2 separate regions of the Homo sapiens genome follow, and region 1 is linked to region 2. Evidence: read pairs that join two places in POLR2A ChIA-PET (ENCODE). Cell type or tissue: PC-3. All regions are shown on one strand.

Region 1 (8,000 bases), 330 kb before region 2:
AGAGTAAAAAACTGGAGGCAGGAACCCAGAGGGGCCCAGAGTACTGAGTGCAAATTAGACTGGGAAGAAAGATGGGAGCACGGACTGGAGCCGTGGGATGTTTTTCCCTTTGCAGTGGGGAGGAGCCTGGCCTCTTCTGTTCCGGGGTGGAACCTGGGATTCAATCTGTGAGGCAGGAAGCCAGCTAGCAGGAGCTGCCAGATTATGGAACGTCTTACATGTCAAGCTAAGGAATGTGGAATTTCTAGCAGAAGCAATGGTAAGCAGAGTGTAGGATGAGGGAACCAGATGCAATAGACCAAATGAGGTGTTGAAGCCTTCAGGGCATTTCAGAAAAAATAGGAGGTGAGGGTGAGGCAAGAAAGACCCTGAAAGAAGAGACAGGACTTGGCCATTAGTGACATATGAGAAACAAAAGTGAGCTAGGGAGAGGAGGGTGGGGCAAGGGTCAGGTAGTTCATTAGGGCAGGAATGCCTTCCTGGGCCTTTGACACTGGCTTCTGAATGGACAATCTTGGGAAAACATTGCCCTTTTATATTTCTTCCCAATTTTGAGTGATGCTATTTTCTACTTCTAATTGTGCTCAAAATAGCCAGAGATGCAGCGTAATACTTGGAGTCAACAAAATGATATGGTGGGTCAAATTTGTAAAGCTAAAAAAAAGTAGTGATTCAGTGTTCAGACTTGAAAAGTTTCCTTGTTTCAAAAAACACCAAAACATGAAATTCTGAATTAATGAAGCAGATAAATTAGCAGGTGATTATTTGAATAACAAAAGAAATATTTTCCAAAAGCCCCTTTTTTCAGGAATTCTTTAAGCAGCAAGTATGCCTAGTCTTCACCCCCATTTAAAATGTGATTTATTTGTAGGCATTTGATGAAACACAGGAAAGGAATGAGCTTATCTCGTAAAACATGATATTCCTTAGAGCTACATGTTACCATGTGCAATATTTTTTAAATGTGTTTATTCTTATATGTATGAAATAACCATAAGATGAAAATTCTCAGAAATTGAATGAGTATCTTTCCATTTTCTTTTAGTTAATTTTGAGAATTAAAGCTGTAATGTTTTATTAAACATATAAATGACAAGTTTAAAATTTGTCAATTGTTTTGAATACTGTCATTTGTATAGTCCCCTAATAAACACAGAGTCCAGAAAGTCCTTTGTCATTTTTTCTTAAAAAGCTTGTGATAAGAAAAGCTTTTATAATGTCAGCTCAGGAAACCCTAACAATAGCTTCCCTCATGCATCCTTAAATGAGGTAAATTTAATTATTTTATGTTTTTCTAGCAGTTCCTACTTTCTTCTATAGAATGCTTTTAAAAATTACTCTTTGCCACCCAAAGTATTTGAAAGCAGGGCCTCAAACAGGTACACACACACACACACACACACACACACACACACACACACACACACAGTTTTTTGGATTCATCTGGAATCTAAGTGCAGCACCAGGTAGACTGCTTTGCCCTAAAAGAGGATCCCAGATGCTCCTGGCCTTTCTGTTGTGTCCTGAACGCTGGATGATCCAAGCCCACTCAGGATGCCTCTTATCCTTTTCTGAAGGGAGAACCTGCTACATTGTAGAGAGTTGGAGATCTGGACTCCAGGCACTTGGGCTGAAGTCTTTGTTCATGCTCTTGCTTGGCTGGGCGACCTTAGCAAGTTTCTTAACATCTCTCTGCCTCATCTCATCTCATCTATGGCATATGAATTATACTACTCACCCTACGTAATCTTAAAAAATTGCACTAAAATGAGAGCACTCTTTGAGTTTTAACACATTGTACAGAAGGAAGTGCTTGTTATCATGGTGGTAGATTTCCTCCCCCTTTCTCTTCAAATAGGTCCATGTTTGAGTTTTTTGGTCTAGGAAAAAAATTTACAGAAATCCCGACTTAAACATATATTTCCACTATCTTCATCGAAGCCATCTGCAGCCCTAGCTAGACTGAAGCTGGCCACTTTGGGGATAGGAGGCAAAACACCATCCTGTCTACCTGTGGCACTGAAATTTGTGAGATGCACTTCCCCTTGAGGAACATGGGCAAAGCCAGAGGAGCCCTAAGGCAGGACCTAATGTCACAGGCTGGAGAATTCCAAGGATAAGGACCCTCAGCCTTTTGCATTGACCCGTGGCTGTCTCTCTCTAACAGAGTGATCTCTAGAGCTACAGTTTAGCGAGCGTGATTTTAAAAATTGTGGTCAAATATACATAACATAAATGTTATCATTTTAGCTGCCGCCACCGCTGCTGCTGCAGCTACTTCTGCTTCTTCTGCTGCTGCTTCTCCCTCTTCTTCCTCCTCTTCTTCTTCCTCCTCTTCTTCCTTCTTCTCCTTCCTTCCTTCTTTCTTCGTATTTCTTCTTTCTTCTTCCAGAGTCTCACTGTGTTGCCCAGCCTGGAGTGCAGTGATTTCAGTTTACTGCAGCTGCAAACTCCTGAGCTCAAGCGATCCTCCCACATCAGCCTCCTGAGTAGCTAGGAGTACAGGCATGTGCCATCACACCCAGCTAAATTTTAATTCTTTTTTTTTTTTTTTTTTTTTTAAGAGATAGGGTCTCACTATATTACCCAGGCTGGTCTCAAACTCTTGGGCTCAAGCGATCCTCTGAAAGTGCTGGGATTACAGATGTAAGCCACTGTGTCTAGCCCCATTTTAACCATTTTTAAGTGTACAGTTTGATGTCCATTCACAGTGTTATGTGGCCATCACCACCATCCAGCTCCAGAGCCTTTTCATCTTCCCAAACTGAAACTCTGTACCGATTAAACAATAACTCTCTATTCTCCTCCCCTCTCCAGAACCTGGCAGCCACCATTCTACTTTCTGTATTTGAACTGACTACTCCACATACCTCATATAAGTAGAATCATATGCTTTTCTTGCTTGGCTTATTTCATTTGGCATATGTCTTCAGAGTTTAGCATGTTGTAGCACAAGTCAGAATTTCATTCCTCTTTCAAGCTAAGTACTGTTCCATTATACACACGTATACACATGTGATTAAATAGTATTCAGCTTAGAGTGACAGATCCCGGTCCCGCCCATCTTCCAGGTCCATCTAGGTTCCAGGGGTCTGACTCAGTACCTCACATCAGGGGCAACAGGCTGTCTATGCCTTGCCATTGTGCGTTGATGCTGGCGTCTGTTTCCCTGTCCCCAGTCATTCATCCCCCTAGTCATTGCCGTGCTGGCCCACGTTCCCCACAGCAAGACAGCTTAAAGTCTGGCTCTCTCTAAGTTATTTTCATGATACGCTTGATGCATATGGATCATCCTTCTTTCCAGAAGGAAACTTGGCAGGCTGCATAAGCCTTATTCCCATTGATGCGCCGCCTTTGGGGCCTGCGGGAATCATTCACCTGTTCTTGTGATGTGCTGGGGCACTAGGACCCACCTGGGTTGTCTCAGTCATTGGCGCAGGCACACCAAGCAGACGTATCCACCCTGACACCTCCCTGTCCTCCCCGCCTCTACCAGCACAGGCAAGTGCCATGCCCCCTTCCCTCTTATTTCCCAGTTCCACCTGGGAGGTTATTATTCACTCCTCTCAGGATCTGCCTGGAGGTGGGTGGAGTTTAGGGCCCTTCCGTAGGGACTCCCCGGTGTCTAATACCCTTCCACCACCTCCATCCATTCACTAGCTTCCCCCAGCCTATAGGACTTTCTTCAGAGCCTTGGATCACTTAACACCTATCCTTCCAAATCATGCCAGGGCTCAAGACTTCGAAGCAGAAGATAATCCATTTCTTAGTTTTCTGCTTTGTGTTTCTTTCCTTCTTTCTGAAGTCATGAAAGCAGGCCGGGCATGGTGGCTCACGCTTGTAATCCCAGCACTTTGGAAGGCTGAGGCTGGCAGATCACCTGAGGTCAGGAGTTTGAGGCCAGCCTGGCCAACGTGGTGAAACCCCATCTCTACTAAAAATGCAAACATTAGCCAGGTGTGGTGGCATGCGCCTGTAATCTCAGCTACTCGAGAGGCTGAGGCACGAGAATGGCTTGAACCCAGGAGGCGGAGATTGCAGTGAGCCGAGATCGTGCCACTGCACTCCAGCCTGGGTGACAGAGTGAGACATCATCTCAAGAAAAAAAAAAAAAGTAGCAAAAGCAGTGTCTTTGGCTGATTGAATAGGTCAGGGTCACTGGGTAGAGGGACAAAATGAAAAACACACAAAAAGCCACTGGAGTTAGTACTTAAAAATATCCTAATTCGAATGTTTCAACCCCACGGTTTAGTAGAAGTACAAGAAGTGTAGAGGACATAAATTAGAGGCAGAACAGAGCCAACCCAATTTGCAGATTGCTGAAGCCTAATCCTTGGCATCCCCAGGAGATTTATATGGTGCGAGACGTAGCTGAGAGTTAAGAAACCAAAAATGACTGAAGGAGCAAATAAACATATTCAGAGAGGCTTAGCCAAATTGTAATTGTAGAGAGAGATGATACCTCATAACTAAACACCATGAAACAATGTAAAATGTAATCAAGTGAACCATAACTGTCCTAATGAATCTGCTTTGGAACTCTAGCATTTCATATTTTAGGATAAAATGGAGTATTCTTATATAACACTATGTTAAATGGAACTATTTTAATCCAGGTTTTGCCTGGGTACCCAATACATTAAATGTGCCATTTAAGAATTTGGTCCAAGACCCCCTTTCAGGAGTACAAAGATTTGCACACGAACTGGTTTTGTGACTCTTAAGCCCTCGCCCATGTAGAATATTGGAGCAAACTGTGTGCTATGTTCTAAATCTCGCCCTCTCCAGAAAGGAAGATATAGGGGGAGGCCAGCCTCTTGCCCCAGGCCCAGAGAGAGAGGCTTCAGCTGGACCTCTTGAATGGTTTAAATAAGTGTCGTCTGCATTTTGAAGGACACAATAGACTGGGACCTGACTCACTCTGAAAAATCTAAAGGGCAGGTTGCTCTGAGATTGTGGCCTTAGGGGATGACTGAGTATCTAGAAATTGTCAGGGCGGAGGATACGTCTGTTTCCCGTGAACCAGATGTGAGCCAGGCCCCAAGGTCAGTTGGCATGGGTTCAACTTAGATCCTGTCCTGGAGAGCTACTTGGAGGGGAAAGGGACACTGAAGGGAGGGTGAGCCTCCAGATTTCCAGTGGCCAAGGAAGGAGCTCTAAACAGCCAGCGTTTGCCTGCACAGAGGATACGACAGGCAGGCCAGGAAATTCCCAGTGATTGTTGCCGGGGAAAGGGGTGTTTTTCTGAGGACCCCATGAATCATTCCAGAGAAAGAAGAGTGTTTATAAGGTTTCAAAGAGGTATAAAAGATCCTTATCCAACAATGTTTTTTTAAAGCTCTTACTATGTCAGGCAACCCCATTACGTATGAATAAAAGAAATGGCATGGAGAAAACATCCCTTTACCTGCTGTCCATATTCTACATGCTCTAAATCATAAAATATTCAGCACCCAACATTCTAACAGGGATAGTCTCTTCTATGATAAAGATCAGTTTTTTTTTTTAGTTTTGATACTTATCGTTATTTATTACAAAGCTTGTGATTTGGAAGAAAATTTGCATTTGTTAATTCTTAAGCATGATAAAATGGAAAGTTGGGTCAATAGCTGGATAATTTTTAGAGACTAGTAATCAAAGCAATTGTAGAGTTAGCTATTTGATTGGCATTGCGCAGAATGAAAAGCCTGATAAAGTTTACTTGTGTAGAAAGCCACACTGGCTGCCCAGAAGCTAACTCTTTGGGCCCAAATTTTACTCTTCTGAAAAAGAATGTGCATCTATTTCATATGTAAATCTTTCTTCCCTCTCCTCCCTTCTCCTCCCCTCCATCCTCCCGTTCCTTCCTCCTCGTCTTTCTCCTCCTCCTCCTCCTCCTTTTCCTTTCTCTCTTTCTCCCCTCTTTCTACCCCTCCAACCCCTTCCTCTTTCCCTCTCCTTTTCCCCATCCAAACTTAGACACATGCTTACTTGAATCTTTATTACTATATTAGATTTCTGTGTTTCATATCTAGAATGCTCACTTCTAGCTCTGCTGGAATGGTATAGCTAAAGGAGAAGCAGTGAAGATTGTGGGCCAAATGCACAATCGTTGTCAGACAAGTATCTCAGGATGTTCCCAATACCATAATTTTACTTTCTGTCCCGTCATAAGTTAGGGCCTATTTAGGATTTGTTATGGAAGCTGGTATGTGATTATTCATTGATTTACTCAATAGCGCACTGTGTAAGTCAATAAATCTTTGGTCCCTAAACTGGTGGTGTCTTAAGAAGCAGACTTGAAAGCATTCTATTGCCTTATCAGTTTCCTGGGAGGATATCTGAAGATTAAAAACTGCAGTCAAGGTAAGCATTTGCTAGGAAGTTAATTATTGGTATCTCTGAAAATGGAGGTACTGGCATCATGCAAAAGAAAGGAGGAACGCACTGATTGAGTTGCTTGTTTAATAAATAATAGAGGATTCACAAAGCAGCAAATGTAGAAGAGATGTGATGGGAAGGCAAAATTCCTTTGTGAGGTGTCACTTAAGAGAGTGCTGATTGGTCAGAAGATGAGTATAAACTGAGAGGAGGGGCTGTGGCAGGAAAGGGGGACCCTGGGTGTTAAAGCCCAAGGCGATAGAGCACATGCTGAATGAACTGTTATATCCTTGCCCTGTGACACATTCATCCCCAGGAACAAATGTCCAGGGAATCTTGTGTTCAAGGTGATTTTTCAAGTGTATTGTTTATTATTTAAATGTAGCAAATCACTTAATCCAGTGTAATCAGTATGTAAGAATTGCCGTGAACTCCCTCCTGTCCCAGTAGCTTTGTTAGCATCCTTGAGGGCTGACAGCAAACTTAATCAGGCCAGCTTGAGTGGAATGGCTTTGGGTGATTTGCATTCTGCAGAATTGCCAGATTCCTGTCCTCTAACACAATAATGAGTGTTTCCATCCAGTGGTGTGAAGCATGTGGAATAATTAGCTCTCAGCGTTAAAGATGTGACTAGTAACGTCCAAGCCTCCTTCCTCTTAAGAGTATGATTTTCTTATGGTGACATTTTCAAGAGGACATCCGTAATCTCTCATTTTGGGGACAGCAGGAAAGAGATGTGCCTGGATATATCCTATCAGTGTTCGCTGATTCGCCTTCAGCTAAATCATTTAACCAGACCAAGGGAACTGAGATTTGAGAAGCTCAGTTGTCTGTAAATCTAATGGTTCCCAACTTACAATCACTTCAGATGTTTTGAGGGGTCTGCAGCCTCTTTTATACATTTTTAAAAGCCTAATAAAAAAGCTAATGGAATAATTATCTATCAGTAACTACATAATAAGTTCAGTTTGTTTTGGAGATCAGATCTTTCAAATCATCCAGTTTGAAGGGAAAGAATAAAAGGAGTCTATGAGTTACAAGGTTGGTGAGTATGATTAGTCAACATCAATTTACAAGTAATGGTATTCCTACTGTGGTGAACCGAATAATGGTCCCTGCAAACATGTCTCTGTTCTAATGTCTGGACCCTGTGAATATGTTGTTACATGTCAAGTGGGAATTAAGATTTCAGATGAAGTAAGATTGCTAACCAGGTGACCTTGATTGAGATGGGCAAATTACCCTGGATTATCCGAGTGGGCCAAGTGTAATCACAAGAGCCCATTTAAGGCAAAGTAGAGTGTGAGAGTCAGAGAGTCATTGAAGGATGCTCTGCTGCTGGGTTTTGAAAAAGAGAGGAAGGGACCAGGAGTCAAGGAAGGTGGACAAAATAGATTCTTCCTTAGCGTCTCCACCCAGCTGTTGAATTTGCCTCCTGGGCACACAGGAAGTCTGCATGCCCAGCCCTTCACATCCAATTGGGGCCATGTGGAATGTGGCCCAGGTGATGTTGCTCAGAAAGAACCCAGCCCAGAAAACACCTTGATTTGAGCCTAATGAGACCTATTTTGAATTTTTGACTTCCATAATTCAAGATATTAAATTCTTGTTTTTTTAAGCCACTGAGTTTGTGCTAATCT
Region 2 (8,000 bases):
CTCTACTAAAAACACAAAAATTAGCCAGGTGTGTTGCTGGGTGCCTGTAGTCCCAGCTACTCAGGAGGCTGAGGCAGGAGAATCACTTGAACCCGGGAGGCAGAGGTTGCAGTGAGCTGGGATCACGCCTCTGTACTCCAGCCTGGGCAACAGAGTGAGACTGGGTCTCAAAAAAATAAAATTAAATAAATAAATAAATAAATAAATAAATAAATAAATATCCCTGAAGCCCAGGCAAATCCAAGAGCAATTATACCAGAGACTCTGGGGGGAACTGAGACACAGGAATTTTTTAAACTACCTCAGATGATCCCAGTATGCAACCAACGTTGAAAACCACTGATCTACAGTTTTGATCATATTTAGGCTCAGTTTTTTCCCCTTTGCCATAGGACGGTTTCTTGTATACCTTACATTGGATATTCAGAATTTCCAAATGGACCCTTTGTCTCACAAGGAAGAAAATGTGGAAGTGTCCATCACCTATGACTTACCAGAGAGCCTCTAGAATGGCCCTATTCTTCATCTAGTGGCAAGAGATGATTACCCCCCACTAGACAAGTTCTGAAGAGACGATGGGAAGAAAAATAAAGCGTGTTTAATCATGTCACAAATTGTCCTTGATCAATGAGCCAGTAACACATAAGTGGATAGAAAAATATCTAGAAGGGTCGGCACAAAATTAATATCATGACTACTTCTGGGAAGTGACTGCGTTTGGTGTGGCAGCAGTCGTGTTTGTGTGTGTGTCCATGAGGGGTTTTAGCCTTACCTCTGGCTTGTAAGCTTTAGATTGAGAATAAAATCATGTATTAATTGTATTAGTCAGTGAAAAGAAAGAACAAATGATGGCTTTTTAACAACAAAATTTCGTATTTTTTATTTAAAAAGTATTTAAAAAGTACTCATTAGAGAAAATTTGAAAAATAGGAGAAGAAAAAAAAGTCATCACCTATAAATTCCCCCCTCAAAGATAACCATTGTTGTGGAATTGGAGTTTATTATGGTAAGTGAAATAAGCCAAGCACAGAAAGAAAAACTTTGCATGTTCTCATTTTTGTGTGGGAGCTAAAAATTAAAACAATTGAACTCACAGAGGCAGAGAGTAGAATGGTGGTTACCACAGGCTGGGAAGAGTAGTTGGGTATTGGGGGGAAGTGGACATGGTTAATGGGTACAAAAAGTAGTGCCAGGTGTGGTGGCTCACACCTGTAATCCCAGCACTTTGGGAGGCTGAGGCAGGTGGATCACTACAAGCCAGGAGTTCAAGACCAGCCTGGCCAACGTGGTGAAACCCCTGTCTCTACTAAAAATACAAAAATCAGCCGGGCATGCTGGCATGTGCCTGTCATCCCAGCTACTTGGGATACTAAGGCAGGAGAAATGCTTGAGCCTGGGAGGCGGAGGTTGCAGTGAGTCGAGATCACGCCACTGCACTCCAGCCTGGGTGACAGGGTGAGGCTGTCTCAAAAAAAAAAAAAAAAGTTAGAAATAATGATAAGACCTAACATTTGGTAGCACAACAAGGTGACTATAGTTAAAAATAATTTAATTTTACATTTTAAAATAAAACGGTATAATTGAATTGTTTGTAAGACAAAGGATAAATACTTTAGGTGATGGATGTCCTATTTACCTTGATATGATTATTACATGTCACGTGCCTGTATGAAAATATCTCATGTAACCCATAAATATATTCATCCGTTATGTATCCACAAAAAATAAAAAGAAAAACTTAAAGCTGAAAATAAAACAAAAAAGTCAAAGATAACCATTGTTAGTATTTGGTCTATTTATCTCCAGTCTTAATGTTTTGTATTTTTAAACTTAGGGACAAAACTCCTACCCTTGACTTTTTAACCTTCCTCTCTCTGGCCTGGTCACAGCCACTAGATACCCATATATTAATATTTGTCCTCTGTCCAGGGCTGGGCGCAGTGGCTCACGCCTGTAATCCCAGCACTTTGGGAGGCCGAGGTGGGCAGATCACCTGAGGTCAGGAGTTCAAGACCAGCCTGGCCAACATGGTGAAACCCCATCTCTACTAAAAATACAAAAAATCAGCTGTGTGTGGTGGTGGGTGCCTGTAATCCCAGCTACTTGGGAGGCTGAGGCAGGAGAATGACTTGAACCGAGGAGGCAAAGGTTGCAGGGAGCTGAGATCACGCCATTGCACTATAGCCTGAGCAACAAGAGCGAAACTCTGTCTCAAAAAGAAAAGAAAGAAAGAAAGAAAGAAAGAAAGAAAGAAAGAAAGAAAGAAAGAAAGAAAGAACTTCAATAATATTCCATAATACTTATTTTATTACTATATTATAATAATCGACATTTATCCTTTATTAGTTGTAATTCTCACAAAAGCTTGATGATGTGAGTTCTTTTATTATTCTCATTTTACAGATGAGGAAACAGGTTTGGAGAAGATAAATACCTTGCCCAAAAATGTAGCATGTCCAATCCTCTTTCCCCAGATAGAGGCTGGGATGAAGCTGGCCAAGGGAGTGTCTTCTCCCTGAAGTTGCAAGTATTTCAGAATCAGGAGCCCTGCAGAGTCCTGAGTTAAAGAGTTAGCCAACAGTGATGTTTCAGAGAAGGGCAAGGGCTCAGAAGCTGATCCTGGAATCCACACAACAGACCCAGAAAATCTGTCAACTACAGAGATGAAAGCAAGGATGATGCATGGAAGGGAGGGAAGTTTCCAGGCTAACACCTGGGGTAGCAGTGTCACTCCTGTCTGTGTTTAGTATGCCCAGAGGGGCCAGGTGTGGGTGGGCAGTCCAGAGCTGAAACCAACCCATTTCCATGCACTGCTTAGTACAGAATGCCAAGTAAAGGCTTCCGTTATTTCTTTGAAACGGTGCTGCCAAGTAATTGTCATAGAACATTTATGGGTCTGTCCTTCCGCCCCTCCCTGCTTTCCCCTGGAATAGCAAGCAGAGCTGGTTGTAAAGTTCAGCACCTTTTCCTGGGTGCTCTGGAGTAAATAAAGCCATTTCCTCCTGCCCACAATGATGAGCTATTCCTGGTTGGGTAATATTGACCTCTCACCTATGGATTTGTGCACCTAGAAAAGGATTTACTTTATTTAGTTAAGAGTTTGGAAGAAATGCTTTCTGTGTACTGCATAAGTATCCAATGTCTGTTTCTTAGTTATGTTTGCTTTACAGTTACCATGGAAAGAATAAAACCAAATGGAAAAACGTAGCAACATGGCTGTCTACAAAACAGAAAAGAAATCTTAAAGATATTTTAAGAGGCAAAGATGCTACTTATTTTTTGTTATAGACAGCAGCCAGAAGGCAAAGAACCTTTTAGGATGTTTTCCTTGGTATGGCCAGACAGAGGAGCTATTGTGAATAAGTGGCAGCAGAGGGCACTCTTCCTACGGGTTAGTTTCTATCCTCACTTCTCCAAGGAAAACACTTGTTAAAATGCCTGTGTATATATATGTTAACAAGTTTATGGCCCTTTAAAAAATAGATGACAGATTAGATAGATAATAGATAGATAGAAGATAGATGATATATAGATATGATGAGAGATGATAGATGATAGTTGACATAGATAATTGATAGATGATAATTAGGTAGATTATTGATATATGGGTAGATACATAGATGATAGTTGATATAGATAATCGATGATAGATGGTTGATAGATGGATATAGAGATGATAGTTGATATAGATAATTGATAGATGATAGGTAATTAGATGATTGATAGAGGGATATATAGATGACAGTTGATATAGATAATTGATAGATAATAGATGATTGATAGATGGATAGATATATTGATGATAGTTGATACAGATAGGTAATTGATAGATGATAGATAGATGATTGGTAGATATATAGATGATATGTTGTAACCGAGGGAGTTATAGAGAAACGCCACATTCTGAGGCTAATTCAGGAGTCCTTTTATTGCCGGCGACCGAGAGATGGCTAGAGCTCAAAATTCTCTTGGCCTCGAAGAACGGGATAGATTTCTTTTTAAACCATGGTCTAAATAGGGGAGGGGGAGCCTACTTGAAGCAATTTTTACAGAAGCAGAACAGGCAAAAAGTTAAAAAAATTAATGGTTACAGAGATAGTTACAGAAAAATACAGTTCCAGGTGCAGGGGCTTAAACTATCACAAAGAGATAAATGCAGGGGCTTGGGTACCATCCGCCGAGCACGTCCCCAGGAGCTGCTGGTACAGCTTGCCTCAATATCTTATCAGTAAGTGCATTCCTGGATGTGCTTGGAGTCAGCTTGCACTAGTTATTCCCTTAAGGGAGGGGGATAAGGGGACTGCAAGTGAAGAAGCTAAAATGGAGAGTGTCCAGCTATCTCAGCTAAGAGAGAGTCACTCTGAGCAGAAGGGTCAGAAGTCACCCTTCTGACCCACTGTACACGTAAACTTGGGGCAGGTTAAAACAGGGTAGGTATCACATTCCCCACTCATGTTTTGGGTAATCAAATCATTGATTCTTCAGTCACAACAAGGGAGTTATATTGGGTTTTAAGATACGTAAGTTTGACAGAAGCTATGAACTGCTTTATAAATTTAAGAAACCAATTTAATATACAAGGCCCGAAGACTAAACCTAACAAGAGGAGGAGAAGGGGTCCCGCCAATCCAGTGATTAGAGTAGTTAGCCATAGATTCCAGTTAAACATGTTTTGGTACCAGGGGTGTTATTTTCCAATTCCTGTTAGCGTCTATCTAGATTTTCTCGAACTTTTTGGAGAGTATCCTTTATGACCCCAGACTGATTGGCATAGAAACAACAACTCTCTCCTAGAGCTGCGCATAACCCTCCTTGGGAGAGAAATAGCAGATCTAGGCCTCGGGGGTTTTGAAGTACTACTTCAGCTAGAGACTCTACCTGGGTATGTAGCATATTTATGGCTGACTGGAGATTGCTTAAATCAGCATCTACTTGCTGAGACAGAGACATTAGTCCAGTTTCTCCCTGAACCAGGGCAGCCGTGCCAATGGCTGCTGATCCAGCTATGCTAAGGCTGGCCAGAAGGGGTACGAAGAGTGGGGCGGCTCTGCGAAACCTGGAATGTAACTCAGGGGGAGCGATGAGAAGTCACCCTTCTGACCCGCTGTACACGTAAACTTGGGGCAGTATATGAACTAACACGCACAGGAGAGGTCCAGGTTCAGTCCCATTGATGCAATGAGTGAGCCTGAAGTGTAGGCCAGCCAGGTATTGTTGGGTGCCTGGTAGGAGACTGAGGTGTTTAAGGAAGTAAGTAGAGACTGATTACAGGTAGCCTGAAAGGGAGAAGCAGATAAGTTATACCTGGTGCTAATTCGACAGGAGGCGTTCCCTGACACGTCTCCTAGTGTAAGGGCATGGGGGCATGTACGACAAGAAAGAGAGTCAATTTTAATCATGGCTTCTACTCCTAATCCAACATAACGTGGGGGTTTGGCCTTTAGGCACAACCAACAATCCTGGGCTAATTTAGTCTGGGTGAGATTAAGGAGGTGATGCACCCCATCCAGAATGGACATCAGGCTGGGTTGGAGATGTCGTTGTAACTGAGATCTGGGAACAAGGAGGGGCAGCGGGATAGTTAAATCGACCCTGTCTGGGTGTCTTTGGAACATAGGGTCACCTAAATCAGTTAAAGGTCCGATTGGCTTAGGAGGGCTCCATGGGACCAGGACCTTTTTCTGAATGGTGAACATAGTTCCAACATCAAATCCTGAGATACAAAGTCTTAATCCCCATGACATGCCATAATACCATTGAGCTGAACCAGGGTTACGGACAGTTATAGTAAGAGGGTTACAATTTCCCATAGTTCACGGTCTAGGACGGGAAGTGCGAGTTATGGAGAGGGTTGAGGACCGGGTTGATCCTCCAGGGAAAATGGCTAGGGTTACACACGACCAGTGAGGGCAGAAAAACTGGTAAGAATCTCGACAGCTAGAGGAGTCAGGGCGATTTCCAGGACAGAGGTAAAAGTCAACGCTCTGGAGTCCTTTTTCTGCACCTCTAGAGATCCCACATCCAGTCCAGCTTCCTGTGTGTCCACATCCTGCAGCAAGGTCGACATTTCCCACTCCCATGACCGGCAGGTTGCATTGTTCTTCGTGGGTACAGACAGGCTCTGGGAACAAAGCACATAAATCGACTGCAAGAGAGACTTCCTTTGAGGTTCCTGCCTTCCAAGTAGTTTTTGCAAACACATGTCCTGTCGTGAAAGAAGTGAGGAGAAAAGAGTAGGATGGAGCAGAAGGTATAATAGGCAGAAACAAACAAAAGAGGTAAATAAAAAGAATTAATTTGATGGCTTCACTCAACTTAGGCACAGTTTTAAAGGGCCTGGCCTAGGCTTGGGGACCCAAGTTTCCTGCTGGGCTCTGTTGGCCTTTTTGATGTGAGAGTGATGAATCCAAGCAGGAATGCCATCCACCTTTAGAGTCATTGGCATGGTGAGGATGACAGTATGAGGTCCTTTCAAGGCAGGAGTGAGTCCTTCTTTCTGGAACTTTTTAACATACACCAGGTCACCCGGCTGGAAAAAGTGGCAGGGCTCACTCTGGTCAGGAGCTGGATTAGAGTGTGCTCCCCAGACAAGTGGCTGGATGATGACTCGTACCTGTTGGAGAGACTGCAAGTACTGTAACAAATTAGCTTGTGAGATTTCTGCTAAATGGGTATCCCTTAGCTTAGGCAAGATAGGCGGAGCCCTTCCATACATGATTTCAAAAGGTGAAAACCCAGCCCAATATGGGGTGCATCTTACTCTAAGAAGGGCTAAAGGAAGGAGCTTTACCTAATTCTCACCGGTCTCTAGGATTAACTTAGTAAGAGTACTTTTTAGGGTGCAGCTCATGTGTTCTACCTGTCCAGAGCTCTGGGGTCGATAGGCACAATGGAGTTTCCATTGAATGTTTAATGTCTTGCTAACCAACTGAGCTATGGACGAGGTGAAGGCTGGTCCATTATCAGACCCTATGGCAACAGGCAGCCCAGGTCGAGGGATGATTTCATTGAGTAAAAGCCTAACTGCCGTGGTGGCAGTTTCGTTTTTGGTGGCAAATGCCTCAGTCCATCCTGAAAAGGTGTCTACTAGCACTAGGAGGTATTTATACTCTGCCTGCTGTGGTTTCATTTCTGTAAAGTCAACTTCCCACCTTTCTCCTGGCAAGCCTTCCTGGAGGCGGTGGCCTGGGCTGGGCTTGGGACCTTGTTTGGCATTTACCTGACCACAAGCCATACACTGGAGAGCTAGCTGCTTGGTTAGTTAAGTCCTGAAGGTGGGGGATCTTGAAATGGCTCCTTAGAACCTGGGCCAGTTTTACTCCTCCCAAATGGGTGGTAGAATGCAGACGACTATTAAAGTTTTCCTGAGGGTTTGGGGCATGAAGATTCTGGAATCAGGAAGAATCTGCCAACCTTCCTGATTTTTACTGGCCTGAAGATGCAAAGCTCGTTTTTCTTCCTCTGGGGAGTATTCTGGGTGGTCTGGTAAGTGAGGTTGAGGAAAGGACACAGCAGGCAGCAGGGTCAAAGGCATGACCGGGAGCCGAGCTGACTCTCCCGCTGCAGAGTCTGTTCTTTGGTTACCACAGACAACGGCTGAGTCTTCTCTTTGATGTCCCTTGCAATGAATTACAGCCACCTGCTGAAGAAGTCAAACAGCTTCAAGCAGAGCCAAAATTTCTTCTTTGTTTTTAACAGTCTTTCCTGCTGAGGTGAGTAGCCCTCGCTCTTGATAGATGGCTCCGTGTACATGTACAGTAGCAAAAGAATACCTGCTGTCAGTGTAGATGTCAATACGTTTGTCCTTACCCCATCGGAGAGCCTGAGTGAGGGTGACCAATTCAGCCTTCTGTGCCAAGTTACCTGCCGGCAGTGCCTGGGCCTGCGGTATATCTGTCTCCATAGTAACGGCTGCACCAGCCTTTCATACTCCCTGTTCAAGGAAACTGCTACTGTCTGTAAACACAGTGGCATCTGCCTCCTTTAGAGGCACATCTTGG

What was found. ChIA-PET counts read pairs that join two places held together with the same protein. Peaks named below come from ENCODE experiments on the same cell type or tissue, not always from the same donor. Only the 100,000 strongest peaks of a DNase experiment are listed, where the experiment ranks them.
Region 1: POLR2A ChIA-PET joins it to region 2 with 10 read pairs; 1 of 35 experiments calls an interaction of 5 or more read pairs at or near these places.

Annotation. Positions count from the first base shown.
Region 1 is chr7:29,299,962-29,307,961 of GRCh38, forward strand. All of the region lies in intron 1 of CHN2 (chimerin 2), which reads left to right. Among named protein-coding and RNA genes, the nearest start is that of CHN2-AS1, 95 kb to the left of the region's middle. RefSeq lists enhancers at 3,425-3,925, 3,926-4,426. In PC-3, no CTCF peak of the experiment used is centred here; a DNase peak (open chromatin) is centred at 4,970; H3K4me3 peaks cover 380 bases; H3K27ac peaks cover 1,478 bases.
Region 2 is chr7:29,632,506-29,640,505 of GRCh38, forward strand. No RefSeq gene overlaps it. Among named protein-coding and RNA genes, the nearest start is that of MIR550A3, 44 kb to the right of the region's middle. In PC-3, CTCF peaks have their summits at 3,397 (motif pointing right) and 3,597; a DNase peak (open chromatin) is centred at 3,366; H3K27ac peaks cover 325 bases.